2 separate regions of the Homo sapiens genome follow, and region 1 is linked to region 2. Evidence: read pairs that join two places in POLR2A ChIA-PET (ENCODE). Cell type or tissue: HepG2. All regions are shown on one strand. Each heading gives the region's core, and the rest is flanking DNA. Links, peaks and the distances in the headings are about the cores only. Region 1 holds the start of GPR89A (G protein-coupled receptor 89A). Region 2 overlaps CD160 (CD160 molecule).

Region 1 (15,919 bases), core at 4,805-9,804, 120 kb after region 2:
TTTCCTTGTTTAAAAACTGAACTGATAACCTCCTTCTGGTTACAAGTCAGAAAACTTATTTTGAGGAAATTCTCAAGTCATTGGAAGTAGGGCCACAACAGCAACTTGCCTGGAGCTAAAGAAAAAGATCAATATAGGTGGCACTTCTGAATCTTGAGTCACTATTACCAGCATCCTCCTGTGGATGAAGAATTTTGAGGACAAGAAGATGAAGTGACAGGGTCATAGGTAGCACTTAGAATTCCTGATGCATACTGACAAAAAACTGACAGATTCGTACATAATGGTTAATGTTTAAAGGGGTTCTTCAACACTCTGCAGATCCTGGATCAGTTCTGGAACCTTCCTCGGGAGGTCTTAAAGTATTGGGCAGAAGAAAATCTCCAGAATCCCAGGCTCTTTCAGACAATAAACTCCCTGGGAAAGTTTAATGGAGAATATCCTAGAAATGACCCAAATGTAGACTATAACCACTGATCTTATTACTAATTAGGAGAACTAACTAGGAAATGTCGAGTCTAGGGTGGTGATCTTCTGAATCCAAAGCTTAAGATAAAAACAACACCAGCCTTGTGTTGCGGGAAGTCAGGGACCCCGAATGGAGGGACTGGCTGAAGCCGCAGCAGAAGAACATAAATTGTTTCATGGACATTTATTAGTTCCCAAAATTAATACTTTTATAATTTCTTACACCTGTCTTTACTGCAATCTCTGAACATAAATTGTGAAGATTTCATGGACATTTATTAGTTCCCCAAATTAATACTTTTTAAATTTCTTATGACTGTCTTACTTTAATCTCTTAATCCCGTCATCTTTGTAAACTGAGGATGTATGTCACCTCAGTACCCTGTGATGATTGCGTTAACTGTACAAATTGTTTGAAAAACATGTGTGTTTGAACAATATGAAATTAGTGCACCCTGAAAAAGAACAGAATAACAGCAATTTTCAGGGAACACGGAAAGATAACCATAAGGTCTGACTGCTTGCGGGGTTGGGCAGAATAGAGTCATACTCTTCTTCTTGCAGAAAGCGAGTAGGAGAAATACTGCTGAATTCTTTTTCCAGCAAGGAATAACCCTGGGGAAGGAATGCATTCTGGGAGAGAGGTCTATGAATGGCCGCTCTGGGAGTGTCTGTCTTATGCGGTTGAGATAGGACTAAAATACACCCTGGTCTCCTACAGTGCCCTCAGACTTACTAGGATTGGGAAATTCCAGCCTGGTAAATTCTAGTCAGACTGGTTGTCTGCTCTTGAACCCTATTTCCTGTTAAAATGTTTATAAAGACAATGTGTGCACAGTGGGACACAGACCCTCATCAGTAATTCTAATTTTTGCCTCTGCTTTGTGATTTTACTGCCCTTTGCAGCATGTGATCTCTGTGACCCACTCCCTATTCGTACACTCCCTCCCCTTTTGAAATCCCTAATAAAAACTTGCTGGTTTTGTGGCTCGGAGTCACCATCACGGTCCTACCAATATGTGATGGCACTCCTGGAGGCCCAGCTGTAAAATTTCTCTCTTTGTACTCTTTCTCTTTATTTCTCAGACCGGCCGACACTTAAGGAAAACAGAAAGAACCTATGTTGAAATATTGGGGACTGGTTCCCCTGATAGCCTTGGGATTTTGGTATTAACTTATAATATAAGGTTTGCAATTCAGGGCCAGATAGACAAATGAAAGGGAACATTTGTGAGACATTATGAATTAAATTCTCTCCTACAGAATAACTATTTGCTATTGGTACATATCCTGATATGACTAAGACATAATCCTTGCTCCTAACTTCTGGGCTATATTTGATTTGCCTTTTTTCCCCCCTTTTAAATCAATTAAGTCTACTTATATTCTGCAATCTAATAGTTATATAGTACTTATTTGGTAAAAGCTTCCTATCTTGGAAATGAACATAATGTTTCTTTAATGGAGACATTTTTCTTGTCAATCTAAATCATATAGTGTAAGTATGACAAAATGATTTCTTCTCACCTCATAGTCTTTAAACAATTGGCGCATGAAGAAAAGCCACCCAAATCCAAAAAATAGTATCTGGAGGAGAAAGAAAATAGAATGTCAATACATATTTTCTTTTGAGAAATGTTTTATAGAAACTCTTTTATGATAAAAGGTCTGCTAACTAGACGGTTAACTTATTTCAGGGATTAAAGATAAGATCCACTCTTATAAGACCTATTATTAAAGCTCATGACATTGGAAATAAATTTTTAAATGCCCTTGGAGTTTTGAAGTTATCCATGTTACAGAGTATGCTTTAAGACAAAAATGGAAGTACATATTTTGCCATAATCTTATGATAATCATTATATGAGCCAGAGAAGTTTGCAAATAGAAAAGGAGTCAGTGGCCAGGCACGGTGCCTCACACTTGTAATCCCAGCACTTTGGGAGGACAAGGTGGGCAGATCACCTGAAGCCAGGAGTTCAAGACCAGTCTGGCCAACATGGCAAAGCTCCGTCTCTACTGAAAATACAAAAATTAGCTGGGTGTGGGCACCTGTATTCCCAGCTACTCCAAAGGCTGAGGCATGAGAATCGCTTGAATCTGGGAGGCAGAGGTTGCAGAGAGCCAATATCGTGCCACTGCATTCCAGCCTGGGTGATAGAGTGAGACTAGGTCTCGAAAAAAAAGAAAAGGTGTCAGAGTGAGACTTGCTTCTTATGGATGATCCCTGATTGCAAGTATTTAAAAATAATACCAGCCTGGCCAACATGGTGAAAACCCGTCTCTACAAAAAACACACACACATAAAAATTAGCTGGGGGTGGTGGGGTGTGCCTGTAGTCCCAGCCACCTGGGAGGCTGAGGTGGGAAGATCACCTGAGCCTAGGAAGTTGAGGCTGCAGTGAGCCATGATTGCACCACTGCGCTCCAGCCTGGGCAACAGAGTGAGACCCTGTCTCAAAAAATAAATAAAAATAAATTAATTTAAAAAATAAAAACTTCAGGGGAGAGGAGTTGAGACCAAAATTAGAGGAGTAGTAGAAAGCCTAATATTTTTTATATCTGTTTCCTTCAGAGAGTTTTCTTAGCTTCTCCACCATCCTGCCTAATCTACATAAAAGTGGTTTTCATCTCAATGTAAAGCCGAGAGATTGCAGGATCCCTCTTTCGTCAGTTTTGTTTCAAACTGGCAGAGACCGTAGCCACATGACAGCTGATAAAGCTGGTCTGTAGTAAACAGAACTTTCTATACATACACACTGACACAACTACTCTTTTCTTCTTAAACTGGCTAGGACCTTTATGAATAAAATGATTTTATGTCTTTCTAGGGACTACTTTACTGAGCAAGTGTAAACTCAGTAGTTTAGCACAGACTACTTTAGCTTCTTATCATGCCCCTGCTGCCTAGCAAACTCATGTGTTCAGCCCCCTGGAACTTCTTTGGTTCTTTAGATCCATATTCTTTCACATCGAGACCTGTGTAGATGTCCTCTGAAAGGAACTTCTCTCTAGCCCTCTCCCAGTTATGCTATTTACTCCCCCTGGAAGGCCCTCTCTGCCCTCCCAAATGCAGATAAATTGCTTTTTATATAATCCTGTTTTACATTGTACTTCCCTCATCAAAGTGCTTACCATACAGTTTTGTAATGTGTGATTTAAATATTTTTTGACATTAGATTATAAGCTCTATGAGGACAAAAACCATGTTTGTCTTGTAATCTTTGTATCCTTGGCATCCAGCACAAAGCCTGGTACGTAGCAGGCTCTCCATAAGTGCTTGCTGAATGGCTAAGTGGTCTACATAAAAGATGGTTTATTCTTCAGCATTCAATCTTAAATTTTCTGTAATAACTCCTACGTGCTATGCTAAGTGCTGAGGATACAAAGATGAATAGGATGGTTACTACCCTCTAGGAGCTCACAATATAGTGAAGACAGTACATAAATAATTATAACATAATATGGATGTGCAATGATAGAAATACATACATGATATTGTAAAACAATATGAAAGAGGGAGACCAAACCAATCTGTAAGGGGTTAGGACAGATTTTCTGGAGAAGATAATGCCCGAGCCGAAGGAAGTTTTAATTTGGGGTTAAAACCTGATATTGTATGCACATTTTGGGGTTATGTGCATTTTTCTAGAGTGGTTTCAAGGTATTCATCACACAGTCAAAGGTTTCCACCACCCCTAACATAAAAACCATCCTCTCAAAGGATGAATAAGAATCAAGTAGGGAGGCTGGACATGGTGGCTCACGTCTGTAATCCCAGCACTTTGGGTAGATCGCTTGAGCCCAGGAGTTCGAGACCAGCTTGGGCAACGTGGTGAAACCCCATCTCTACAAAAAATACAAAAATTAGCTAGGTATGGTGGTGCGTGCCTGTAGTTCCAGCTTATGGGGAGGCTGAAGTGGAAGGGCCACTTGAGCCTGGCAGGTAGACGTTATAGTGAGCTGTGAGCATGTCACTGCATTCCAGCCTGGGTGACAGAGCGAAACCCTGTCTCAAAACAAAACAAACAAACAAAAAACGAATCAGGTAGGGTAAAAACAGGTGGTAGGGGTAGGAGGACAGGGCTTTCCAGATAGCAAAGGGCATGAGTAAAGGCGCAGAGTGAATAGCATGGTATATGCCGGGAACTACACATGGTTTGGTGCTGCTAGAAGATGAAATTCAAAGAAGGAAGAGGTTAAAAATGAGGCTAGACAGGAGGAGTGGATGTCCAATCACTGAGAGCTTTGAAGGCCACCCTAAGGAGCTTAGATTATAGTCTGTAGGTGATGAGGGTTATTTAAGCAGGGAAATGGCATGGTCTGATTTGTTTTATATTATATAGAGCGGTATGGTGGCTGTATGGAAGACACACTTGAAGGAAACAACAGTGTAGAAAGAGAAACATTATAGAAATGTGTTATGGGAATTCAGATGAAAGATGATAAAGCCCTGAATTAAGACATTTGGTGACAGAAGAGGAGAAAACAGATTTGAGAACTATTTAGAAGGTAAAATCAACAGGGAGAAGTCAAGGATGACTAGTTTGGAATACAGGATGAAGAGTGAAGCTACCCAATTTATATAAAGAATACTGGAGAAAGAAGAGGTTTAGGAAAGGGGGCAGAGGATGGGGAAAATGATGAGCTCATTTTTGAACACACTAAGGGCCTGAGGGACAGCCAGCAAGATGGATCAAGATATCCAGCAAGTATCTGGAATAAAAGACAGATTGTGAAGGCAGGTCTAAGATATACCTATGAGTTGAAACCACCAAAGTACATGAGATCACCTGGGAATAGTATCTAGAGTAAGGAGAGCAATGTGCCAAGAAGAAAACACTAGAGGATAAGGAAAACAATTTTGAATAGTGAGGTAGAGGCAGGAACCAGAGTGTAGCAGGTCAGAATGAATGGGAGCTAAAGCAGTGGGGACAGTAAATGCAAATTACTCTAGGGAGAGCCAGGAATGAGAAAAAAAGAAAACATTAGATAATAGGCTAGAGAAGAATGTGGAATAAAGGGAAAGTTTATTGGCCAAGGGGAAAGAAAGCAGTCAAGTAAGGAGAAAAAGATGAGAAGGATGGTGGAATACTAGAGGATAAACTGATAATACTATTATTAATATGATTAGGTAACTTTTATTGAGCATTTACTATACTACAGGCTCTCTAAGTAGTACTTAGCATTATAATCTTATAAAAATAATTAAAAACTCAGTACAGTGGTTTGATTATCCTATTTTCACGGAGAAAGATGAGGTTTAGAGAAGTTAATCAATTTATAGTAAGTGTCAGAATCAAGATTGAACTCAAGCTTGTTTGACTCCAAAATCTGTGCTTTTTTTTAAATATTATTTTTTCAGCTCTTATTGAGTCTGTCTGTTTAGAAAATCTGTGCTTTTAACCACTTCAAAATACGCTACTCTAAGATCAAAGGTAGGTAGAATGGCTTTAAACCGGAGTAGGGGAACCCCGTTTTCTGAAATGGGAGGAAAGGAGGTAAGAATGGTTGTGAACACAGATAACCTTTTAGATTAAAATGCAGAAAGTATTCATAGTAGGAGATCATACCTTTTGGCTTCACTTTTGTTGAGTAAGTACGAGGCAAGGTTATCTGCTAAGAGTAAGAGAGGTGAGTTAGAAAAAGGAGCTTTGAGGAGAGTGACAAAGATTCGGAGAAACTTTGAGGGGAATGAAACAAGTAGCTGATTAAGGTCAAGAAAAGGAATAATTCAGTGAGCTGAGGGTTAAACTCCTGGCGTTGGCAAACTACACAGCTATGTGATTTTCTATAGTAGCCTTCAGGCCTCTGTATTAGTAGTAAACAAACTATAGCAGTGATCCAAGTGTGGACTTATATATACATGAAGGTAAACGAACAAGAGGGTGTAAGAAAGTAAGTTGGATCCAAGCATCTAGATCAAGCAGAAAAGGAAAGGGTCAAACAGATTAGGAGAAAATGTCCAGGATATCCTTTGGCTATTATAAATATTTACCGGTGGAGACAGATGTAAATTCAGAGTTTAGAGACCATATTTATATGACTTATGAAGCCACGACTGAAGACAGAGAAGTTGGGCAGTTAGGACTGAGGGTGGTATGTATAGTGGAAATGGATGATTAAAAAAAAAATCACCAAGATTGCTATGAAATGGAAGAGAAAACAAGCAAAAATTTTAAGTTTATATGGTGGGGAGGGGAATGGAAGAAAAGAGAAACAGATATATACCTTTAATATTTCATTGTGGCCTCCTTTCACATTGAAAAAGAAAAGCTTAAAAAGACTTTCAGAACAAAATTATGTCCTTTGCAGCAACATAGATGCAGCTAGAGGCCATCATCCTAAGCAAATTAATGCAAGAACAGAAAACCAAATACCACATGTTCTCACTTCTAAGTGGGAGCTAAATATTGGGTACTCACCAACATAAAGATGGCAAAAACAGAAACTGGAGACTACTTGGGGGCAGGGGAGGGGAGAAGGGGGAAGGGTTGAAAAACTAATTATTGAGTACTATGCTCAGTACCTGGGTGACCGGATCATTTGTACCCCAAACCTGAGCTCCCACAATATACCCGGCACAAGTACCAAATCTAAAATAAAATAAAAGTTGAAAAAAAAAAAAAGACTTAAACTACACACACACACACACACACAAGTAGCTGGAGAATTCATTTACATCCAAGTAAACACAAATTCTGGCAAGATTATAGAGGATCCAAAAAGAAAGCAGAAGCAAAATGCAATTTCAAATAGCTTTGCAAATAAAATGGAAGGCGTATAGCTTCTTATTAAAAATGAGACTTGATACTTTCAGAATTGTACAGAGTCTTGACCTTAGGACTTAAGAGTGTACTCTGGAACTGATAAGTCTTATGACGGTATAGAGGGCTCAAAACATGAGTTAGTTAACAGTTGCTTTTAAAAAAGTGACTTCTGGGTTGAAAATTAGCTACTGTTAAAAAAAAAAGATGGCCATCAGCAGGACAGTTATTAAAGAATTAACTATAAAAGACACCTTTCTTGGATCATTTATTCACCCTTTTAATCATTTAACAAATATTTATTAGTGCCTAATATGTGCCAGGTCCAAGGGATAGAATGGCAAATGAGAGCATGAATGCTACTCTCAAGGAGTTTATAATCTATGGAGGAGATAAACAAGTAATTACCAAACAATGTGGTAGTGTTGTTACAGGGGAAGTAGGTGAAGGGTACTATGGCAGTAGGTATAGGGACATCTAGTCCAGTCTAGGGGAAGCTTCTTGGATGTTCAACTTGAGATCTGAAGGCTTAAAGAAGGGGAGGGATATGAGGAAAAGGCCCAGAAAGAGAAAACACACTGTGTGGAAATCTGGAGGCACCATAGCATCGCCAGGTTAGGGAACTAAAAGAAGTTCAGGAAGTCTAAAGAATAAATTGGAGCCACAGCTGAAGAGAGAAGAGCCAGGGTCCCATCAATAAGGGACCTGAAAAGCCATGTAAAGGAGTTTGAACTTCATCCTGTGCCGTGGTGAGCAAGATTGAATACGTGACCTCTGATTTCAGATTTCATTTCAAATAAACCTTTCAGTTAATACAAAACAGAAAAAATGAGCAGGGAGGGGCGCAGGGGGCAATGGTGGTGTTTCCAAGGTAACCACACCTCTCTAGAGAGGTGCTTTTTATTAAACAAATATTCACTACAACTCTACTATGTGCCCGCAACTGATCTAGATGCTGGTGAATACAGGAGAGAACAAGACAGACAGTATCTTGGACCTCATGGACAGATAACAAACACATGAATATACAAATGAACCATAGTAATAAATGCCAAGAAGAAAATAAAACATGGAAATGAGGAAGAAGGCAGCCGAAATGGAAAGCTACTTTGGTTGTGGGCAGGGTGTCAGGTAAGACCTTCCTAAAGCGACATTTTTATTAATACCGAAAGGATGATAAAGTAGCCACATAAATATCTGAACAGAGAACATTCCATGCAAAGGAATCTTTGGGTCTTTCTTCCACATTTGTAAAAACCAGGTTTAACAATTAATTACTGCATGTGGATGCATGTGTGAAGTGAAAGTCTATGATTATAAGGCATACAAAATTAGAAAGCCACTTCCTCGGTTCAACGTATCAATTATATCCATGCTAAAAATCGTAGAGGCTGCAATGCAAAGCCAATTTTCTACTGACATTCTTATCTTTATTCTAAATGAAAAGAAAAGCTAATTAAATATTGTTATTTTTCTTAAATTGGTACTAAGGCTAAAAATAACCCTGAGTTGTCACCAAGGGCACTGGGTAGTCTTAGAAAGGTTTTAAGCAGAAGAGTTACATGTCTAGGTTTTTTTACATTAATACATTTGAATATTATGCAGCCAATAAAAACAATACTTATGAAAACTATAGAAAAGGTGGTAAATTTTAAAAATGAAAAAACTATTGCATTAGAGTGGTAGGATTATGGATGGCTTTTCCTTCTTTCTTATTTTCTTAAATATTGTAAACAAGTTTTTGAAGAGAAAAGGACAATGCTCCGCTCTACGGAGACGAGTATTAGGATGAAGCAATACAAAAACGGAATCAAAGAACACAAATTTAGTTCACTTTAAGCCCCCAAAGGTAACTGCTTCTGTTATTTGCCGTTTGAGAGAAAGAACAAGTAAAAACAACCACACACACACAAAATCTTTATTGGAAAGATGGGGGGAAGAAGGTCAACAGGCAGTCTGAGCTTCACAAATATTGGCCAACAATTATTTATTGAATGCCTGCACTTGGAAGTGGGGATACAGCTATGAACAAGGCAGGATCTCAAAAAACAAAATCAGAAACACAGACATAAATGATGCCAGTGCTATGATGAATGCTAGGAAGAAACAATAATTAACAATAGATTACATGGTAAAAGCAAGAGGCTAACTAGACGAAACTTCTATTGAGCAGAGACAGTGTCTTACATGTTTTTACGCTCAGAGCTTTATATAATGGTCGATAAATGTTTGTTGACTGTACAAACAAATGAAGGTGGCCAATGGAGAAGAAATGAGGGTCAGAAAAACATCCGGAAAAGGTGGGTAACTAAGCAGAGGATAAAGGACGAGGTGTCAGTGCAAAAACGAAACCTTATACTTTCAAGCACAGGTATTACCTTATACTGATACTTTGAAGCAGCAAATTTCTCCACACCCGGATTCAGGATTTGACATCTAACAGCAAAGCCTGCACTGACGTGTCCTCAGTATCCAGTATTGGCGCGTCGCACACCGCGCGCCCAGAACCACACAGGCTTCCCCAGTCCAGGATCAGTTGGCGCAGCCCGGAAGCTTCGAGGAGCTCCTAGAACCGCCGCCTTAGCTGGCGGCGCCGGCTCTTAGCCTGGAGGTCGGCGGACCGCTTCCAAAAGTGGACCGAAATTCCGGGGATGGATGCCGGGTGGGGACGCGGACGGCCGCAGGCCAGTCTCCTGACAGCCGGGGCTGAGGGAACCGGCCGCAGCAAATCGCACACCCTCTCTGGGTGCCAGAGTGACTAGCGCAGGACGCGTAAGAGAGGAGCGAGACCCCGGACCAGCCCGCACCGCGGAGGACCGGAGAGGGCGATTCGGTAAAGGGAGGCGGACGGGTGTCGGGGCGGGAGGCGGTGACTCACCTGGGAGGTAATCATGATGCTGGAGTCGATGAGGAAACTCATGGCGAAGTGTAAGGAAGGCTCCTGCCTCCACTTCCCACTCCCCGAGGCCACAGCACGCTGGGGCCACAGGCCCCCTCACACGGTCTGCCTTCTCCCAGGTGCTGCAGCCGGGACTGCGGCTCTCCAGCCCGACGCCATCAAGCTGCGCCCCAGTCAGCCAATCAGCGTCTACATCCACAGCCCCGCCTCGGGCTCGGGGTGGGTGGGGCGGACGCTAGGCTCCCGCCGCGGAGGCCCCAGGGGCGGGGCTTATTAGGGGCGGTGCTAAAAGCAGCAATGCAAGGTAGCGTTAACGTTTCTGAGGCTGAAGGAGGTAGGGCCTGAGAGCTAAGTGGTAATTCTGTTTTGTAATGATCCTAAGATAATAATGGTAATTATAGTAAGTCGGGCATTGTGTCCTAAATGTTATAACTTTTACTTGACTCGGCAAATATGACTGTACAAAGTGAGGGAAGACTGGAAAGTCAGATGAGATATGAACAAATATAACTAACCAAATACATTTCTGTGACAACAATGAAAAGCACACTGTCTGTAGCAATTTAGTGATAATATTGTACTGCATATCAGTCAGGCCACAGGTGGAGTACTGCACTCCATGTACCACACTTTGAAGAGATTTTACAGGCCGGGCCGGCTCACGCCTGTAATCCCAGCACCTGGGGAGACCAAGGCGGGCGGATCACCTGAGGTCGCAAGTTCAAAACCAGCCTGACAAGCATGGAGAAACCCTGTCTCTACTAAAAATACAAAATTAGCCGGGCGTGGTGGTGCATGCCTGTAATCCCAACTACTAGGGAGGCTGAGGCAGGAGAATCGCTTGAACCCGGGAGGGGAGGTTGCGGTGAGCCGAGATCGCGCCATTGCACTCCAGCCTGGGCAACAAGAGCGAAACTCCATCTCAAAAAAAAAAAAAAAGAAAAGAAAAAAGAAGAGAGAGATTCTACAGAGACATATTGGAGCTCGCTCAAATGTGAGCCACCAGATAAGGGCTGCTGGAAGGAGGCGAAGAAAGATGACTCAGAACATGACATCTGTCTTCATGTGAAAGAATGGGTAGAACTGATGTGGCGCTACGAATTATCTGTAGGGCAAAGGACTGGAAGTTAAATGAAGATAGATTTTAATTCAAAACAAGGATCAGTTCTTTAAGAGTCTGAAGAAGGGTTATTTTAGGAAGTAGCTGCCTCTGCCCCCTTCCCACCTATTGCAGTGGATCAAATATACACTGAATCACTACCTCATTCATTCAACACTCATTTCATGAAGGCTTAACGCATTGCTGTGGGGCTTACTCTGCCGCCGACCTGGGGCCTAGCTAGGCTTTGTAGTCTATATAGTCTCATAGTCCTGCAAACTGGCTCCAGCCCAGGAAATCACCCTGTGTAGGAGTGGCTGCAGTCAAGACGCAGGAAGACAATCCTGAGGGGACCTGACATCCAGCATCTGAGTTCAGACTACTATAGTTTGAATAAGTGATCTGCAGATTCATTATACACAAGGGAACATGTCTTCCTTTTGTTGGATTGAACTCTGTGATACCAAGCAGTCAAAACTACCTGTCAGATGTCCAATCCCTGATCCAGAATTTCAAGGAGCTATGGAGGCAGCTGTACAATGGGAGTGTCATAAACCAGAGAACTTTGTGTCCAGGCTATATCTATTAGGTAAGCAGGTAGATTCCCACATAACAGCACCTAACTGACATTCAAGAGTGTGTAGAGTGCAGAGTGCTGAAAGAGACTATCAAGGCAAGCAGTTTACCTTGGTGGCTTACTGGGGTGCACAGTGGGGATCAGAATATCAGTAACGAGGAATAGCAGAGAAAGGTGTGCAATACCTGCTGGCCTAAGGCCTATGCAAAGCTTTGGGTGACACTATTCAGAATGCTCCCTACTGTACCACTTGTGTCCAGGTAAAGGACAGGCCTAGGTGATTCAAGCGACTGCTTTATCCCCTGATTTTGATTGAGGAATGTCTTTAGAAACCTTCGCACTGCATTTAGTATCCAATTGACTCTCCTTTCAAAGCAAGTCTGTACTGCTGGTGGTGGACTCTGACACTAAAATGGCTTGTCCTCCCATCTCTACTGCTGGTAATATTCTCCCGATCCACTCTAGCTGCTGCCATCCTCTTAGAATAGTGGGATCTTTTGGTTCTGCCTCCATGGACAGTCACACCATCTGGGCTCTGAGTCCCCAGTTTGTGCTTTTTCCAAGGGAGCTTTTCAAAATATGTCATGTTCATAACTAGTAGCCATTGTTTGCCACTCATCCAGAGATTGACAGCCAGTCCCATAGATGTGCTACAAAGAGTCAACTGACAAGATGATCAGTCTGTGTCCTTTGGATGAGTGTTTGCTCACACCACTTTACTGTCCTTTTTCATAGCAACTGCAGTGTTCATACCTACGGTACTCTCACACTTCCCAGCACCATCCACATACTGACAGCTAACTACTTCATCCCCTTCCTCCAAATTAATGCAAAGGACTGGGCCCAGGAGTTGACACTAACATTAGATCCCTGGGAAACACCCTAGTACTTCTTCTCCGTGCACTTACATAGCACCTGCCCATGCCAGTGGCTGGATGATCTCTGTTAGGGATTTTCTTTTGAAACTTTTTACTTATTATGACATAGTTGTAGATTCACATGCAGTTGTAAGTCTGGGATCGTTTGAGACATATGGTATCACCAATTCCGTGGCATCCTACTCCCGCTGTCTCCCTTCATGGATAGACAACCTATCTTGTAGTTTTGCCCACTGTGCCAGGTTCACTGAGTCTCTGAACTCCCCTGTGTGCCCCACTAAGTCACCAGTGTAAGCTGGACAGGAAACCCCAAGTATTCAGAGGAAAAGTGTTTATTTCCCAATGGTCCCATGGACAGTATCTATACTTGATACCTAGAAAATATATAAGTGCAGTTTTCTCAAAGTGTGGTTCTCTCATGACTTGGGGAGCTTATTTAAAATGTAGATTCATAAGTCCTAATGTAGACCAGTGGACTTGGGATTTCTGAAAGTGACTCCCAGGAGGAATCTAGGAGTCAATTAATTAATAAATAAAAATTATATATATTTATCATGCATAAAATGATATCTTGAAATATGTATACATTGTGGAATGGCTAAAGCAAGGTAATTAGCATATATATTACTTCAGATATTTATTTTTGTGGTGAGAATACTTAAAATCTACTCTCAGAGATTTTCAAAAATGCAATACATTTTTATTAGTTACAGTCACCATATTGTACAATAGATCTCTTGAACTTATTCCTCTTATCTAACTGAAATTTTGTATCCTTTGACCAACATCTCTCCAACCCCACCCGACTATCCCCCACCAGCCCCTGGTAATCACCACTCTACTCTCTGCTTTTGTGAGTTCAATTTTTTTTTAAGAAGGAATCTGCATTTGTAACGGCATCCCAGGAGATTCTTATGCATACTGACTGGGGACTGGTTGTGAGACTCTGCTCCCCATCTCAAAACTTTCCTAGAGTGAGTTAGCACCTTCACACTAGGAAAATGCCAGCTCCGATTTGTCTAGAGAAAGGGGACTGAGGGCCAGAGTGGTGCTAGCTTTGCTCTTTGCTTTTTTCCACTCCCGCACCCTTTCTCTAGATATGCTCACTCTATAGCCTCAGGAAGCCTAAAGATCTTTTCCAACCACTTGCGCTTTGGCTCAAGAATTCCCCTTCATCTTCCTTGAGTCTACTTTGAACCTCTTCCCTAGTTGGTTCTCACTTTTCCAGACCTTCTTGGAGGTGCATTCCAGTCCTTTCCTCTTATACAATCTCATTTTGGATATATTGACCTTGGTGCTGACTTGGTATGCACCGCCTTGTCCAGGGCCTTGACTGGTTCATATGAGTTAGAGTCAGCTCTGTATCAAGTGCTTGGTTGTTCTTGAGGTCGTGTTCCTGAGGAAAGAAGATTAAATAGTTGTGTGGTTTTATGCAAGTTACTAAACTCTCTGTACTTCAGTTTCCTCATCTAAAAAATAGAGATAGTAATAGTATCTTATCTCATAAGGTTATTATGAAGATTAAGTAATATACATAAAGCCCTCAGGAAAATAAGCACTTTATAGTAAGTATGCAACAATTTTTACCCATTATTATTATTATTATGAGTTTACATTCAGTTTTCCTTCATCATTAGTTTCAATGTATATTTATTTATTAATATTTATAAATGTATATTTAAAAGTTTTGGTTGTCAATTATTCAAATTATACTGAAAAGACTGATGATCGTAGAGCTCTCAAATTTGGAAAGATTCAGTGGCATTATTTGAAATATATAACACCAACTTTTTCCATTTATTAAAACTAATTTTGGGATTCTCTGTTGATATAATTATCATGCAGAATGAATTTGATCCATATATTTTGTGAACAAAGGGGAAGAATATGTAGAGATTAAATTTAAAATGGAATATATTAGTTGAAGTTCAAAGTAAAGGATGTTCATATTCTTATTGTATGAACTGTTCCAAACTTCTGGTCCCCTGCCGTCTGTGCTCAGGCAGAGCAGAAAGCTCTCCCTACTGCCCCACCACTTCTTGCTCCAGGACTGACCTCTTCTTGGGATAACTACCAGCAGGGACATTTGCTTATTTTAAAGAAGTCCCCATCTTTACCACTGGATTGAGATTTGCCACCGTAATGTTAAGACAGTTGCAAAGGAGTACAACACTGGCATATTTCCAAAGTCTGGGATATTCATTCTTATTCTTGGTTAACGTGATGCATACCCACACGAACGCACATATACCTTTTGATTTTCCCAAAATTGGATCACAATTTTGGATTCCCAAAATTGGAGGAGTGCTATGGACTCCTAGTGATCCAATATTGAAAAAATGGATCCTGTTTGTGTACCCGCAAAATGCATATGTTGAAGCCCTGGTTCCCGATGTGATAGTATTTGGAGGAGGGCCTTTGGGAGCTGATTAGATTTAGACGAGGTCATGAGAGTGAAGCCCCATGATGGGATTTGTGCCCTTCCAAGGAGATGAAGGAACCAGCACGCTCTCTTTCTGACAGGTGAGTATATGGTGAGAAGGCAGCTGTCTGTGAACCAGAAGGAGGGCCCTCACCAAGAAGTGACCATGCTGGCACCCTGATCTTGGACTTCTGGCATCTGGAACTGTGAGAAATAAATGGCTGTTAAATATATACACCTACTATGCACCCACAAAACTTAAGAATAAAAAATTTTAAAAACTTTGTTGTTTAAGCCACCTAATGTTGGGTATCTTGTTATAATAGCATGAACTAAGACAATGAGTATACTATGTTGTTATATATTTTTCATTATATTTCATTTTAGAAATATTTTATGGGGCTGGGCATGGTGGCTCACGCCTATAGTCCCGGCACTTTGGGAGGCCAAGATGGGCGGATCACTTCAGGTCAGGAGTTTGAGACCAGCCTGGCCAACATGGTGAAACCCCGTCTCTACTAAAAATACAAAAATTAGCTGGGCATGGTGGCACATGCCTGTAATCCCACCTACTCAGGAAGCTGAGGCAGGAGAATCACTTGAACCTGGGAGGCGGAGGTTGCAGTGAGCTGAGATTGTGCCACCACACTCCAGCCTGGGTGACAGAGTGAGACTTCATCTCAAAAAAAAAAAAAAAAAAAAGAAATATATTATAGTATTATAGGCCAGGCATGGTGGCTAAAACTTGTAATCCCAGCACTTTGGGAGTCCGAGGTGAGAGGATCACTTGAGCCCAGGAGTTTGAGACC
Region 2 (15,919 bases), core at 10,458-15,457:
AATCTCAGCTCACTGCAACCTCCACCTCCTGGGTTCCAGCGATTCTTCTGCCTTAGCCTCCCAAGCAGCTGGGATTACAGGCACCTGCCACCATGCCCAGCTAATTTTTTATATGTTTAGTAGAGACAAGGTTTTACCTTGTTGGCCAGGCTGGTCTTGAACTCTAGACCTCAGGTGATCTGCCAGTCGTGGCCTCCCAAAGTGCTGGGATTACAGACGGGAGCCACCATGCCCAGCCTGAGATTTATTATAAGGAATTGGTTCACACAATAATGGAGTTTGAGAAATCCCAAGATCTGCAGTGGGCCAGCTAGAGATCCAGGAGAGCTGATGGTGTAGTTCCAGTCTGAAGGCCAGCTTGGATACCCTAGAAGAGCTGATGTTTCTGTTCCAGTTCAGAGGCAGGAAAAGACTGAGGTCTTAGTTCAAGCAGTCAGGCAGGAGGACTTCTCCCTTACTTGTTCTATTCAGACCTTCAACTGATTGGATGAGGGCCACTTACATTAGGGAGGGCCATGTGCTGTATTCAGTCTACTGACTGAAATGTTAGTCTCTTCCAAAAACACCTTCACAGACACACCCAGAATACTGTATGACCAAATATCTGGGCATCATGTGGCCTAGTCAAGTTGACACATAAGATTAACCATCACAATGAGGAAAAACAGAAATGATACATGTATACAGAGTGCTCCTCATCCCAATTAAGTTTCACCAAGTTAATAATGTGTCTCTATGAGAAGTGGTTCACCATGTTGGTCAGGCTGTTTTCAAACTCCTGACCTCAAGTGACCACCCGCCTCGGCCTCCCAAAGTGCTGGGATTACAGGTGTGAGCTAGCACTCCCAGCCGACAGGTGCTTCTTAAATGTTTTCTTTGAGCAGGAATTGGTCCAGGAATTGGTTCTCAAGTTAGAAGGAAAATTTGAGGGGAAGAACTTGTTTTTTCTCCAATCAGTCTCTGATTAAATAGTTATTAGGAAAAACTCCTTGCTTATGTCTTTGTATTGCACATTTTTATATATGTATATATGTGTAAATAGAGATATTTATATATTCACAGACAAACACGTGTATGCACATTTCACAATGGAGGAAGAAGGGATATGGTGTGCACTGAGGTAAAGTGAGCAGGGATACAGAAGAGAGCTGGAGCCTCACAGTCTGATTCTCTCATTGTACATAACCTTTAGGGTCTTTGTTTCCCTGAGTTCTCTGGTATGGGGCACTGTTGGCTTGGGCTGGTACCCTGTTATTCTCTGTGATGAAGGGATTCACTGGAGGTAAAAACGTAATCATTTCCAAAGGTTGAGAATAAATGACTTTGAGGAAAGGGTGTTCATTATCCGTTGCTTCTATATTATAATCAGTTGAACTACAATACGGTTATCTATTGATTTTTTTTAATTTTTCTGACAAATTATTGACACCAAATTGAATAATTCATGACCTGCATGCTTCAGCTTCTTTCTCCCTGGTTTCCAGGTGCTATTCCCTCAAGAAATGCAAATTAAATATGTCGGTCTTAATAAATCAGGAGGGAAGCATAGTCTGTGTCTGTTTTAAATGACAACAACAACAAAACAGCTTTGGGGTTTAAGAAGTGGAAGACACATTTTTATTTTTTTGAGACACAATCTCACTCTTTCGCCCAGGCTGGAGTGCAGTGGCGTGATCTCAGGTCACTGCAACCTCCCGCTCCTGGGTTCAAGCGATTCTCTTGCCTCAGCCTCCCAAGTAGCTGGGATTACAGGCACGTGCCACCATGCCCAGCTAATTTTTGTATTTTTAGTAGAGATGGGGTTTTGCCATGTTGCCCAGGCTGGTCTCGAACTCCTGATGTCAAGTGATCACCGACCTCAGCATCCCAAAGTGCTGGGATTACAGGCATTAGCCACCACGCCCAGGTGAGAAGACAGATTTTAAGAGAAGGAGCAGGGCTGGTATCTGAATAGGTATTTGGATGTTAGGGGAAAACCCTTTTTGGCCTCTGTGGTAGAGCGATCGGAAGGTAAAAGTGCTGTTTACAAGAATAATCCATTGGAGATCTGGGGATTGGGGACGACTTATAGGATAGAGTCCTCTTGTTGAGAATTTCCCGAATGAATCTCATGTAGGTTCTGTCACAGTAAGATGGAGGAAAACTTTGATGGGGTAAGTATCACAAGTGGCTGTCCTATAGGGGGAAATCCTAGCCTGCAGTAATGTCAGTGTCTCAGTATTCAGCCAGCGAGCCACTGAGCTGCTCCAGGGGTTTAAAATAGAATGCATAGAATACAATGTATACAGCTGGTGATGCTTTCCAGGATCAAAATAGAGCCCTTGTCTGATCCCATTGACATTGTAAGGTTTCGATCTCTCATACCTGCCACAGACAAGTACATTGTAGGCATTCAACTTTTAAGGTTTTATACATGCAAACTTTATGTTTTCCTGCCACACTACACTTGGTGTCCACAGAAGTGTAGTTTGTATGTTGCCTCTTCTTCCTCTTTCAACCAGAACACTTAGATCTGTGATCATAGGATGTAAGCCTGTGATTCTTTACTTTTTCTAATAAGAAATACAATTTTCAAGATCCAAAAATTATTAGATTCTTGGCTGGGCATTGTGGCTCATGCCTGTAATCTCAGCATTTTGGAAGGCTGAGGCAGGCAGATCACTTGAGGTCAGGAGTTTGAGACCAGCCTGGGCAGCACAATAAAACACCATGTCTACTAAAAATACAAAAATTAGCCAGGTGTGGTGGCATGCACCTGTAGTCCCAGCTACTTGGGAGGCTGAGGAGGGAGAATCGTTTGAACCAAGGAGGCAGAGGTTGTAGTGAGCCAAGATTGTGCCACTGCACTCCAGGGCAACAGAGAGAGACCCTGTCTCAAAACAAAAACCCCCAAATTATTAGATTCCCTTCCAACAACTTGATAGCCATATTATTAGTATTTTTGATTAAAGAATACATAACAAAAAGCTGCTATGATTTCAGTAATGCTTTTAAGTTAATTTATTAGTCACACCAGAATCTACATCCAATTGAAATATATACAAATATTTGAAAGATATTTATTCAGGCTGAAGATTATGGTATATAGATTCCTTCTGATAACCTCATGGCCTCACAGGTTCAAAACCCGTGTTTGTGAATCACTCATACAGATTGGGGCTAAGATGCGTGTCCAGAAAACCACCTATTATGCATGAAAATTTGTAGGCTTATTTGAAGGCAATTGTATCAACACATTTTGAAAGCCAAGACACAAGTATTTTAAGTTTCTGTTTAACCAAGTCTCGAGATAAGCAGAGTAAATAAACTCTTTAGAAGCAAGACTCAGTTGGTATGTACAAAGTGGGATTGCTTTGTATATATTCCGCTTAGTTTGAGTCAGAGCTAGTAATCTGATGCTCTTAAATGTCTTCATAAACTTGGGCAGTGATGTTTCCTTTCTGTGATTATGTGTCACAGATTTTTATATGTGGACTATAATTAGTATAGTACAATGGCTGAAACTTTTCCTATAGTTGGATATATCTTCTGAGACTTCCAGTGATTGTATAATGTTGAGTAGCTCCAGAAGATTATTTGAATAGTAAAAACAAAAGACATCTCTACCTATGTGAGTTTATTATTTAGTTAGAAACACAGAACTAACTATTTAAAACAGGTAGAGAAAGATTAAGATGAATGTGATGTAGTGGAGAAAGCTTTGGAGACTTTGGAGTCAGAACTCAAATGGCTCTAGGTCCCAAATCCAGACTCTCATTTTGATTCTCAGAACAATTCTGTGGAAAGAGAAGATACAATAGGCAATATCCCTTTTTACAGATAGGTAAACAGAAATAGCATCTCAAAACCTCATTTGCACTGGGTGAGGTGGCTCACGCCTGTAATCCCAGCACTTTGGGAGGCTGAGGCGGGTGGATCACTTGAGGTCAGGAGTTTGAGACCAGCCTGGCCAACATGGTGAAACCCCGTCTCTACCAAAAACACAAAAATTAGCCAGGCATGGTGGTGCATGCCTGTAATCCCAGCTACTTGGGAGACTGAGGCAGGAGAATTGCTTGAACCCGGGAGGTGGAGGTTGCAGTGAGCTGAGATCATGCCACTGCACTCCAGCCTGGGCAACAGAGTGAGACTCCGTCTCAAAAAAAAAAAAAAAAAATTCATTTGCCCAATGACAAATAGCTGGTATGTTGCAGAGCCAGAATTTGAATCCAGGTCTTTTTGCCTCCATGGCTAGTCCTTTTATCTCCATGGGATACAGTCTAAAATCCTTAGTTTGAGGTTCAAGACTATCACTAATAAGAGTCTTACTCATCTACTTCAGCCATATCTCTTTCCGTTCCCACAAACCTTAGCTCCCACATTTGGCAGGTCCTTGCCAAGGAGCACAGGTAAAGTGTCTCTTTCCTTTTAATGGCTCACCATGGAGCTGTAGCTAAATTTCTGTGCTCTTACCCCTTTATTCATGTAGTTCCTCCTATCAGGAATATCCTGCCCACTCTCTGCTTAACTATGACAAGAGGTCATCTGTCCAAAGAGAAAGAAGAGAGTTTGTGGATTTAGGAGAAAAGAAAAGACTCCAAATACTGCTATGGGCATTTATTTAAAAAGAGAAATGACCAAAGAGGTTAACAAGTATTTAGATGAAGCTGGGCAGTTGTAGTCTGTGGTGCTCTTGGTCTGCACAAATCTTCCTCTTCCTCCAGCAGTGCTGTATGGATGTTGTTGAATGTTGAGGTCTGTCTGCATTTTCTCATTTTCATGCCAAGTCAATCACTGGATCTGGCTGTCTTCCTTTCTGTCCTACCTATCTTTGCTTGTTTTCTCTCTCTTTCCTTTGCAGTGTTAAATAAAAATTTATTCCCCCAAAATTTGGTGTTCTCATTTTGTTTGACTTATTTTACTATGTTGATGAAGAGGGAGGAAAAGTTTTTCTGGGGTACAAAAACGCATATATTTATCCGATATTTGAGGACTATACTACCCACTTTGGTGAAAGCTGTTCTGTTTATTTACTGGAGCTTAGGAGGGAAGAAGGCAAGTTTGCCCTGATGGTGAGGAGCAAAGTCAAGGATTACACTGATTTGCCCCAGCTTATATTTCCACAGATTCTTGGTATATTTAGCATCTCTTCCCCTGTGCCCTGTTGCATTCTTCTCTGTGCCTATTGTAATGAGAAAGATACTAAGCCATAGTCAGACTCATCTTGCTGTAGCTGTTTTAAAAGTTTCTTTTGGCACAAGGCTTACAAAGCTGTGGAAAGAAAGTTTGTATTACTGCCTTATAACTTAGAATAGCAACAAAATACCTGATATAATGAAGTCTCACCTGTCCTGAGATGCGTGCGTGATAGGCCCTCATGACTGTAAAGGGATTGGAAAAGGAAAGTGGGAACTATTTTATGTATTGCATCTTATTACTAAATTAGGGTTGTAATCTTGAGCAAATCTGATTCTGGTGGGAGTGGGAAGGGGGCTAGCCTTTGATCGCTCCTTGCTGGAAGGAACAATCAAAGAAGCAATAGATGCCACTCAAAAAGTTGAAGGTAGGTTTTCCACGTATAGCTCTGAATTGTTGGCACAGTGGTAAGACAAGGATATTCACTGAAACTAGTTCATGAGCTGAGAGAGGCACAGAGGTCCAGGAAACTCCCTCCTCCTTTTCCCCACATGTAAGCATGATAACTTGACCTATGTGGTGTTTCTGGACCTGAAAAAGCATGTGTACTATTCTACTGAATACTACCTCTTTCAATAATTCTACTAAGCCTTGAGTTGGGGAAGAAGGATAAAGAAAAGAAAGCTTCTAAGTAGTGTATATTTTCTCGTTTAATCAAATATTGAGCTTTGGTTTTTTCCTTTGGTTAACTTTAAAGCTACTTGAATTGAATATAGGAGAAAACAAAAAATTGGATTCAAAAGCTCATTCTCTTCACCTGAGTGGAAAAGGAAAAAAAGGCCAGAGATGATTTTTTTTTTTTTTTTTTTGCTCTAGGATGACTTGGGAATCAAAGATAGTAACTAGTAGTAGGTTGTATGGCTAGACTCAATTTCCCCTTTATAATTTTTATTCTAAAATAAAATTTATTTTACTGGTTACAGTGGCCTAACCAAGGGAATTTAAAGTCAACAAAAAATTATGTCTAAAGGTCAGACTGTTTCATATTCATGTTTCCTCCTGAAAACTGGCATAGGCTTAAATTTGGAAGATCCTTACCAAGGATTACAGATAAGGTCTCTGTTTTCTTTTTGAAATCTCTGTTTTCTTTTGATGACTTGCAAATAAGGGACTGGAATAGGGAATGTTTAGGTGGTCCTGTTTCTGGAAAGGGGAGGAGTCAATCTCAGAATGAATGGGGTGGTGAAGGATGTAAGAGGTGCTTTGCATATAGTAGATCATTACTGAGTGTAAGGTTTTAGAGTGAGAAGGATCTGTATTAATTGCTGTGACGGGCAACAATTAACTCTTTTTTTTTTTTTTTTTCCTTTGAGAAAGTGTCTCACCCTGTCACCCAGGCTGGAGTACAGTGGCATGATCATGGCTCACTGCAACCTCAACCAGCCTGGGCTCAGGTGATCCTCATGCCTTAGCTTGGGACTACAGTTGTGTGCCACCATGCCTAATTTTTGTATTTTTTTGTATAGTTGGGGTTTTGCCATGTTGCCCAGACTGGCCTCAAACTCCTAGGCTCAAAGGATCTGCCTGCCTTGGCCTCCCAAAGTGCTGGGATTACAGGCGTGAGCCACCGCACCAGGCCCTATTTAACTTCCTTGTGTCTGTTTCCTGATGAGTAACCAGGGGATGTTTGCTTGCAAGGGTTGTATAAGGTTAGAATCATCATGTGTAAAGCATCTGATTCATCATACAGGTTTTTTAACAAATTTATTAAGAGCCTGCCATATGTGTGGGACTTTTCGTTGGGGTAAAGAAGACAAAGTCCTTACATATATATAGAGCTTACATTCTGATGCCATTCAAAACAGTGGTAGTTATTGATTTGAGGAATGCCTAAATAAAATGGAGTTAAGAATGCCAAGGCCAGGCAAAAACCTGAATCAGTTGCTTGTTATGCAAAAACGTTATGACAAATTATTGGAAGTTTCACTTTTTGTTATCTAATAGGGAAAACGCTAATCTATATTGGTAAATGGTTTTCAGAGGACTCAGCTACATGTGTTTAATATACTCAATCTGGCCATCAGCCTTTGCTGAGGAGCCGCATTGTTCAAAACCCATCTCCAAACCAAGTCTGTCTCTTGCCTTTTCTTCCTCTAATAGCTGAAAATCTGTTGCTTCAACTTGTAGCCCTCTGTTCATGCAGTGAGTAGAGGTAGTTGTACTAACTTGCCTCTCTCACAGGCCTTCATTCCTAATGAGTCTTACCTCCTACCCATTGAAAAGTCTGATTTATCTGTCTTCCTCCTTAGTGCCTTTGGATCAGTGAAACTGGTTTGAACTTTCCTGTGGATAGCCAGGGCTTGAGTAACATTTTTCTCTCCCCCTGGACATCCTTTCCAACCTTCTCCTCCTGGAGAATAACCAAGGTGGCAGAAATATAATAGCACCCTCATTGCTTGGGGTGCTTACGGCTCTTTTGGACATACCTTGAAGGGCCACAAGGCTGGTGACCAGCATTACCCAGACCTTTTCTTGTAGGAAGCCTGAACTGAGAGTGCCTTCATTATGGCTGAACTCAAGGTGTTGTCTTTGTTTCAATCCCGTCACTGTGTAGTTCCCTGTCTCTGGTTCAAAAGAGAATCATGGATCAGGGGAGGGTTTCAGAAATCATCAGTATCTCCTTTTGCATCATCTCATAACATCTCTTTTATGATCTCCAAGGATTCCTCCCTCTGTAATTCGTTGCCCAAATAAGTATTTTTAACATTGTGGGTAATGATGATGTACTTAGGCAGCCATAAATAAGTATAGAATCTCCTGTGTGTCAGACACTAGGGATGCAGATAGATCTTAAAGTAATTCTAAAGTTTTGCCACAGAGATAGCTGAAACAGCTTAGTCGCCTTGGACTTGGGTATCCCCAAATAGCCCCATTTTCTAGAGTGGTTCAAGCAATCTAGCATAAGTTAAAATCTTGCCCTTTTGGAATAGATCTGGGTTTTTTTTGTTTGTTTGTTTGTTTTGTTTTTGTTTTTTTGAGACAGGGTCTTGCTCTGTCATCCAGGCTAGAGTACAGTGGCATGATCATGGGTCACTGCAGCCTCATGCCCCGAGCCCAATCGATCCTCCCACCTCAGCTTCCCTAGTAGCTGGGACTACAGGCATGTGCCACCACGCCCAGCCAATTTTTGTATTTTTTGTAGAGACAGGTTTTCACTGTGTTGCCCAGGCTGGTCTCGAACTCCTGGGTTCAAGTGATGCACCTGCCTTGGCCTCCCTAAGTGCTGGGGTTACAGGCATGAGACACTGCACCTGGACTAGATCTGGATTTTTATCCATCATTTACTGTTGGATGAACATAAATTATCTTCAAGCTTGAGTTATCACAGGACAATAGCTCAAAAGACCATGGAGATTAAATAATATAATATCACTTAGCACAATGCCTGGCCCACAGTAAGCACTCAGTAAATGGCAGACATTGTTTTTTATTTTATTTTATTATTTCTTTTTTTGAGACAGAGTCTGGCTCTGTCGCCCAGGCTCGAGTGCAGTGGCGCAATCTCGGCTCACTGCAACCTCTGCTTCCCGGGTTCAAGTGATTCTCCTGCCTCAGCCTCCCAAGTAGCTGGGATTACAGGTGCGTGCTACCACACTCGGCTATTTTTTGTATTTTTAGTAGAGACAGGGTTTCACCATGTTGGCCAGGCTTGTCTCGAACTCCTGATCTCAAATGATCTGCCAGCCTCAGCCTCCTGAAGTGCTGGGATTACAGGCGTGAGCCACCACCCACCCTGACATTGTTTATTACCTGTCTCTTCTTAACTAGTTTTACCTTCCAAAATGCACCTAATTTCCACACTTGGGGAACCATCTAGATGTGCTGACTCTAATACTTAAATATGCTGAGAAGATGAGAAAAGCATTCTTCCTTAGGGAGAATCTTCACAACTAAAACAATATATTAGGAGAACAGGATTTAGGTTATAAGGAGCAAGGACTGTGTTATACCTCATTCTGTTCTCCAAGGCATAGCGCTGGGCCTGGGATGCACAATACATATTTGTTAGATGAATGAAAGAGGAGTATCCACTAGTGCAGTTTAACTGAAGCAATGTATTCACATAAATAGAATGAAATGCTATAGAGTCTCTAGTGCCAGGCTAATGTAATTTAGACTTTATTCCATAGACAGTGAGAAGCCATTAAAACTTTGAGTGATGTGGCATGTACAAATTAGCATTTTGGAAAGACAAGCTGGTGGTAGTATGTAGAATGGATTGGAGGCAGAAACAGTATTTAGAGTTGCTGGACCATTAGGCAACAGCTCAGTGCTAGGCCCTGTGGTAGGTGTGGGAGATACAAAGGTGACTAGGGCACAGTTGCTGAACTCAAGGGACTCACTAGTTAGGAGACTATAGGAATATGTTAAGTGTGAGGTGATGAAGACCTGAAAAACACCTTTGGAAGGAAAGGAATAACAAAGTACTGCTATTCTTCCCCACTAAGTACTGCTGTGCGGAAGAACAGCAGTACTTAGTAACTCTCTGAATTGGGGGTTAAGAAAAAAGGAGGAACCAAAGTTGACTCCGTCATGAACAGAAATAGGGTCTCAGGAGGATAGCTTTGATACTGAGTTTGAGGAAATGGTGGGACATCCAGGAGCTAGGAGTACAGTTTTTAGTTTAAACGTTTAATTAAAACTTAGGAAAGGTGTTCAAGCTGGAGAAGTTGATTTGCTGGTCAGTTGCAGGGAGATGCTGGTTTAAATCGTGGGTAGATGAGAACTAGGGAGAGAGAGTAAAGAGAAAAGGTTGAAGGGGTGAGAAGTGAGTCTTGGGGAATACTCATGTTTGAGAGGTGGGAGGAGGAAATAGAGAAGACAAAAGAACAGCCAGGTGGGTAGAACAGCCAGGGGAGTACAGTCACAGAAGCCACTGGAGATGACAGTTTGATGAAGGAGGGAATAGTCAGAAGTGCTGAATGCTATAGCTAGGTCAGACAGGAAGACACCAGGAAGCAAGGAACAAAGTCAGTCAAACTAAACAAGTTGAAAATTTGAATTAACTAGGAACCATAGGAGGTGATTAGAAACATTTGTTCAAAGGCTCTGGGCCAGTTTTTCATGGGGGGAGGGTGGTGAGTGGGTAATTTATACTTGTTTTTCTTAAAAAGTAAGATAGGCCAGGCACGGTGGCTCACACCTGTAATCCCAGCACTTTGGCTAGGCTGAGGCGGATAGATCACCTGAGGTCAGGAGTTTGAGACCAGCCTGGCCGTCATGGCAAAACCCCGTCTCAACTAAAAATACAAAAAAAATTAGTTGGATGGGTGGTGGCGTGTGCCTGTAGTCCCAGCTATTTGGGCGGCTGAGGCAGGAGAATCACTTGAACCTTGGAGGTGGAGGTTGCAGTGAGCAGAGATCACGCCACTGCTCTCCAGCCCGGACCACAGAGTGAGAGTCTGTCTCAAAAAATCAAAGAAAAAGAAAAAAAAAAGTAAGATAGTTGTAAGTTCATGGAGAAGTAAGATAGTTGTAAAAGTTCATAGAGAATAATAGCAGTGCCCTTTTGTCCTCCTAGGCTTATTGTCTGAGACAACCACTGTCAACTCTTCGAGATGTCTTATTATATTCCTAAATAATATGCTCATATTGCTGCTTCCTAGTGATAAAATTTAGACATTTTCTATTGGCTTTCTGCTACAGTAGATGAAGATGTGCTAGAATATAGTAGATGAGGATTATACTTTCACCCATTTTCCTTCTCTGCATTCTTCTAAAAATAATTGTACCACAAATTTTATTTAAATTAGTCATGTTTACATAATTTGGATTCTGTGTTATTTTTTGCAAAATCAAGTTGTGCGCTATGTTTCTTTTGTAAAATTTAGTTTTTTCTAGAGCCTGATTTTATTTTTTTACTGGCAGAGTTTTCCATATCCATTTCTTTAATCTTTTTATTGGGTCTTTAATGGGCCTTTAGAAAGATGATATGTCGATTCCATTTTTACCTCCTAGAGATCTCCCTTCCAGAGTCGTCTTTCTCTTGCTCTCTTCTGGACTAACTGCCCTTTTTTAATTCTTGAATTTCCTTTTTTTTTTCTTTTCCACTAGAGATGGTGTCTCCCTGTGTTGCCCAGGCTTATCTCTAACTCCTGGGCTCAAGTGATCCTCCCACCTTGGCCTCCAAAAGTGCTGGCATGAGCCACTGTGTCCAGCCTAGAACTTCCTTGTTAGACTCCTTGTTTCCTGTATGTCATTTTATCCCCTTTATGGATTCACTTTCTTGTTTTACTGAAGCACATCCTCTGGTAGCTTCTTTGAAAAGATCACATGGAAGGCAAATTTTTTTGAGTCATTGCATCTCATGATAGTGTCTTTTTTCTTTCCTTACATTTGGTTTATAGTTTGGCTGAATATATAATTCTAGGTAAATTTTTTTTTTCCCACAGAATTTTGAAGGCTTGCTCTATTGTCTAGGAATATAGTTACACAGAGAGACACTTTCTGTTGGGCACAATTTGACTTAAGGAAGCCACTTAAAGCTGGGGCTGGAGTGGCCATATTTAGGATATGCCAAAGTAGTAATGGAGCAGGGGGAGCATGCATAGAGTGAAAGACAGATGCAGAAGCCAGAGGCCTTGCTGCCTCACAGTTTGAAACGGTAACTGTTTTGCGTCCTGTCCCCTTTCTAGTTTCTGATTCCAGGAGCTAGAACTCATGAGGGCCAGCTGTACTTTTTTATTTTTTCCTCCTTTAATCTATGGTACTTTGAATTGGTTTCTGTTTCCTCCAACTAAATGCTCCTTAAGACAGACACCCATATTATCTCAAACCTAATCTCGTTGTCTGCCTGAATTTAGAAATATAGCCACATTTCTGGGAGAGTTCTGAATTGGGAATCAGGAGGCCTAATTTCTTTCTTTTCTTTTCTTGTTTTTTATTTTTTTGAGACACAGTTTCGCTCTAGTTGCCCAAGATAGAGTGCAATGGCACAATCTCGGCTCACTGCAACCTCCGCCTCCCAGGTTCAAGCGATTCTCTTGCCTTAGCCTCCTGAGTAGCTGGGATTACAGGCATGCGCCACCACACCCGGCTAATTTTGTATTTTTAGTAGAGACAGGGTTTCTCCATGTTGGCTAGGCTGATCTTTAACTCCTGACCTCGGGTGATCTGCCTACCTCAGCCTCCCAAAATGCTGGGATTACAGGCATGAGCCACCATGCCTGGCCAGGAAGCCTAATTTCTATCTGTTTTTACTTTCACCAGTGAGTAGCACTGGACAAGTCTCTTCAACCCCTGTGTCACCATCTCCCTGTCAGTAAAAATGCAATGGCCACCCCAAGTAAGAGTTCTAAAATTAAAGACAAAATGAGATTATGTTTGTGTGTGCGCTTTGAAGAAAGGCAGCATCTGCCAATGGGGATGTTGGAAAAGGATTGAGGAAGAAGGAAACTGCCTTTCCAGGACCTGAACTATCTGGTTACATCTCCACTGTCAACCCTGCTCACTGTCCCACCTGGTGGCATTAGGAGTATTTGAGCACTCACCTGTGAATAGAATGGAGAAAAAATGGCCCTGAAGGCGGATACCTGACTTCTGGCTTCTGGCACAACACTGGTAGGTCCCACTGTGCAACGGTGTGACTTGGCTTATGGTGAACATCAACTGAGATGATATTTCACCAACACCATCTATCCCAGGATCCCTTTTAAGTCTCAGCTGTTTTAAACTGGTCTCAGGAGAACAGTCTCCAGACCTGTCCTTGCACAAAAACACTACAAACCCCTCAGCCTCTTCTTTCTTATGCCATACAGTACAGATTAAGTTTAGTCGCGTTCCTTCCTGGGAAGCTGAGCTGGTGATGTTAATGCATCCTGGAATGGAAAGGGAAGAATTACCCAGAGGTCAGGTAGCATTCTGTGAATTTCACCGTAACTGCTCCTTATCACTAGAAGTCTTCAAGGAAGGACTGAAGCAGAACCTGGCAGTAGTGCTGGCAGACAGGAAATACAAATTCCAGCTCTATCGATGGCTGTGTGACTGTAAGCAAGTTACCTAACTCCTTGGGCAGTAGTTTATTCATCTGGAAAATGAAAATTAAGGGACTAAATAATATGCTCAAAGCATCCATTAATTCATAGGTTTATTTGTTCCTCCACTTAACAAATACGTTTAGGTATTCACTCTGCCAAGCCCTGCTGGGGCTATGAGGACTAGGACGTGAGCCCTACTGTCAGAACTTTTTTTTCCCCTAACCATTAGATGACCGGGGATTTTTAATTTAAAAAATTTTTTTTTAAAACAAGGTCTTGCTGTGTCACCCAGGCTGGAGGGCAGTGGCACAATCGTAACTCACTGCACCTTTGAACTCCTGGGCTCAAGCAATCCTCCTGCTTCCGCCTTCCGAATAGCTAACACTACAGGTATGCACCACTATGCCTGGCTAATTTTTTATTTTGTAGAGACAGATTCTCACTATGTTGTCCAGGCTAGTCTTGAACTCTAGGCATCAAGCAACCCTCCTGCCTCTGCCTCCCAAACTGCTGGGATTACAGGCATGAACCACTGTGCCTGGCCACTCTCAGAGTTTAAAGCCTAATGTAAAAACAAATTAGCAAAAAGTTACAATTTAATTCCACAGTTATTATAATTGAGGAATCTTAGAGATTCCTGAGTCTGAAGCATCAGGGAAACTTCACAGTGAAGTTAGTGCTGGAGCTGACTTGAAGGATGAGTAAAAGTTTTTCTAAGAAATATAGGATGAGAGAGACCACAGAAATACCAGAGATGATTAAAAACAGCCACTGTGTGGAAATGGAGTGAGAATGGACTGGAGAAACAGACTAATTATTGAGGGACCATTGATATCCAAAGACCATGACTCTGATGGTGCCAGTCTGCCCACTTGATTTTCCCTGTAAGTAATCTGTAACCTGGATACAGAAGTGGAGAAAATAGTTGGGTTAACCCAGGATGTTTTGGCTCGATGGGTGTCTCTGACCTAATTTTGCAATGCATTGGCCCTGCCAACTTTGTACTGCCCCTCACTCTCCTCAAACTTCACTTCCTTCTGTAGTTTATATTTTGTAGTCCATTATTATAATCTCTCCCTTATATCCACCCTCAGCTCCCTTAGCTTTACTCCTACTGTGATGGATCCTCGCAAAACCCCAACCTCGGTTAAATCCAGCTCTCTGCTGAAAACTCATCCGGCAGATGCTGAGGCTGCCAGCCCCCTCCCCCACTCCCTTGGCAGCTTGATCCGCTATGACTTGCTTTTCCTTTTAAGACTCCCCTTGGTATACATAGTAAACTAAATTCACTCTCATGAAAACGGTGAAGAGGCAGAGATGGAGGCTGCCCCCTGCATATTGAATGCCATTCTCCTACAAGAGTAAGAGATATGGGTCTTCCAAGACCCATATCTGAGGGAGACCTGCAATCCCAGCCATTGATTCACTCCAAAATGGTTTATATTTTATTTCTACTTTCCAGCTGGAACTTCTATAGGGTCTCTGTTAGAGTGCTTTTCTGTATATCAAATCCTCAGTATAGCCATAGAGGGCAGGTATTACTCTTCCCATTTTATAAATACACAAATTGAGGCACAGAGTGGTTAAACTAGCTGCTGAAGTTAATGAAGATTGCAGTATCTGGATCTCAAACCTGGATTTCATAAATTTATAGTATATAAGAGCCTAAAGGAATCTTAGGTTGAGGCGCAGATTGCCAGGCTCTTTGAAACATATAGCAGAGACAGAGTGTCTGATAGAGAGGCAATAGTATCAGTTCTAATGAAAAAGAAAAAGACAATATATTCTTTACCCTTTCCTTAATGTCAAGGAGAGTGAGTCAGCCGGGCGCCTGAGGATCACCTGAGGTCAGGCAGAGTTCGAGGCCAGCCTGACCAATATGGTGAAACCCCGTCTCTACTAAAAATACAAAAATTAGCCGGCGGTGGCGGCATAAGCCTGTAGTCCCAGCTACTCGGGAAGCTGAGCCAGCAGAATTGCTTGAACATGGGAGGCGGAGGTTGCAGTGAGCCGAGATCGCGCCACTGCACTCCAGCCTGGGTGACAGAGCGAGACTCCCTCAAAAAAAAAAAAAAAAAAAAAAGAGTCCTTTGTTTCCCCACTAGAGAAAATCACGGGATCCAGCCCTTCCCACAAGCCCAGGATCCTCCCCATGGCCGTCTCTGCTCTAGGGTCTATCCTCACCACCAGACTGGATGTCCACAATTGCCAGCAGGATGGCCAGGGCACAGCAGCCTCTGCCGGGTTCCAACAGCATCCTGCACGCTGTCAGCAGGCCCAGGAACTTGAAGCAAATGTTGGCTCTGCTGGTATCCTTGGCTTCAGTCTCCTAAAAGCACAGGGGGACCCACTAGACAAAGCCTTCCAGGGTTCCAAGACCATTTCCCCATCCCAGGCTCTAGCTTTGATTGGCTAGAGTATGATGGAGGTAGAGGAGGGCTTGGGCATGAGAGTCCAGCTGGCTGGGAAGTGAGGCGGTAAACCAAGTGAGATACACTGGGAGCCGGGGAGGGAGGGGCATAGGGAGACACTAAAGGCTATTTTCTCATATATATTTTTTTAAGTTAAATTGGATTGCTGCGTCAAAGAATATGATGATTAAAACTTTTTTTCTACTATAATCAGATTGCTCTCCAAAAAGGCTGTTGATAATCAGATGTTCACCAAGAATGCTTGATAGTGTACATTTCCTCGTGCCCTTGCTAGCTCTGGGTATTATCTGTACTTTAACATTTTTGCCAATCTGATGGATGAAAAATTAGACCTGC

The links. Peaks named below come from ENCODE experiments on the same cell type or tissue, not always from the same donor. Only the 100,000 strongest peaks of a DNase experiment are listed, where the experiment ranks them.
Region 1: POLR2A ChIA-PET joins it to region 2 with 6 read pairs; 3 of 35 experiments call an interaction of 5 or more read pairs at or near these places.

Annotation. Positions count from the first base shown.
Region 1 is chr1:145,602,370-145,618,288 of GRCh38, reverse strand. It overlaps GPR89A (G protein-coupled receptor 89A), which reads right to left and starts at 10,301. Exons shown (of 14, transcript NM_001097612.2): 1 at 10,114-10,301; 2 at 1,996-2,055. The coding sequence starts at 10,155. It also overlaps the pseudogene NBPF25P. RefSeq lists silencers at 9,984-10,033, 10,374-10,503. In HepG2, for the core only: no CTCF peak of the experiment used is centred there; no DNase peak of the experiment used is centred there; H3K4me3 peaks cover 1,076 bases.
Region 2 is chr1:145,727,817-145,743,735 of GRCh38, reverse strand. CD160 (CD160 molecule) reads right to left here. Exons shown (of 6, transcript NM_007053.4): 3 at 15,336-15,480; 4 at 12,666-12,992; 5 at 7,602-7,739; 6 at 4,448-5,250. The coding sequence starts at 15,408. The coding sequence ends at 5,243. RNF115 (ring finger protein 115) reads left to right here. Exons shown (of 9, transcript NM_014455.4): 9 at 1-4,868. Among named protein-coding and RNA genes, the nearest start is that of CD160, 16 kb to the right of the region's middle. In HepG2, for the core only: no CTCF peak of the experiment used is centred there; a DNase peak (open chromatin) is centred at 13,505.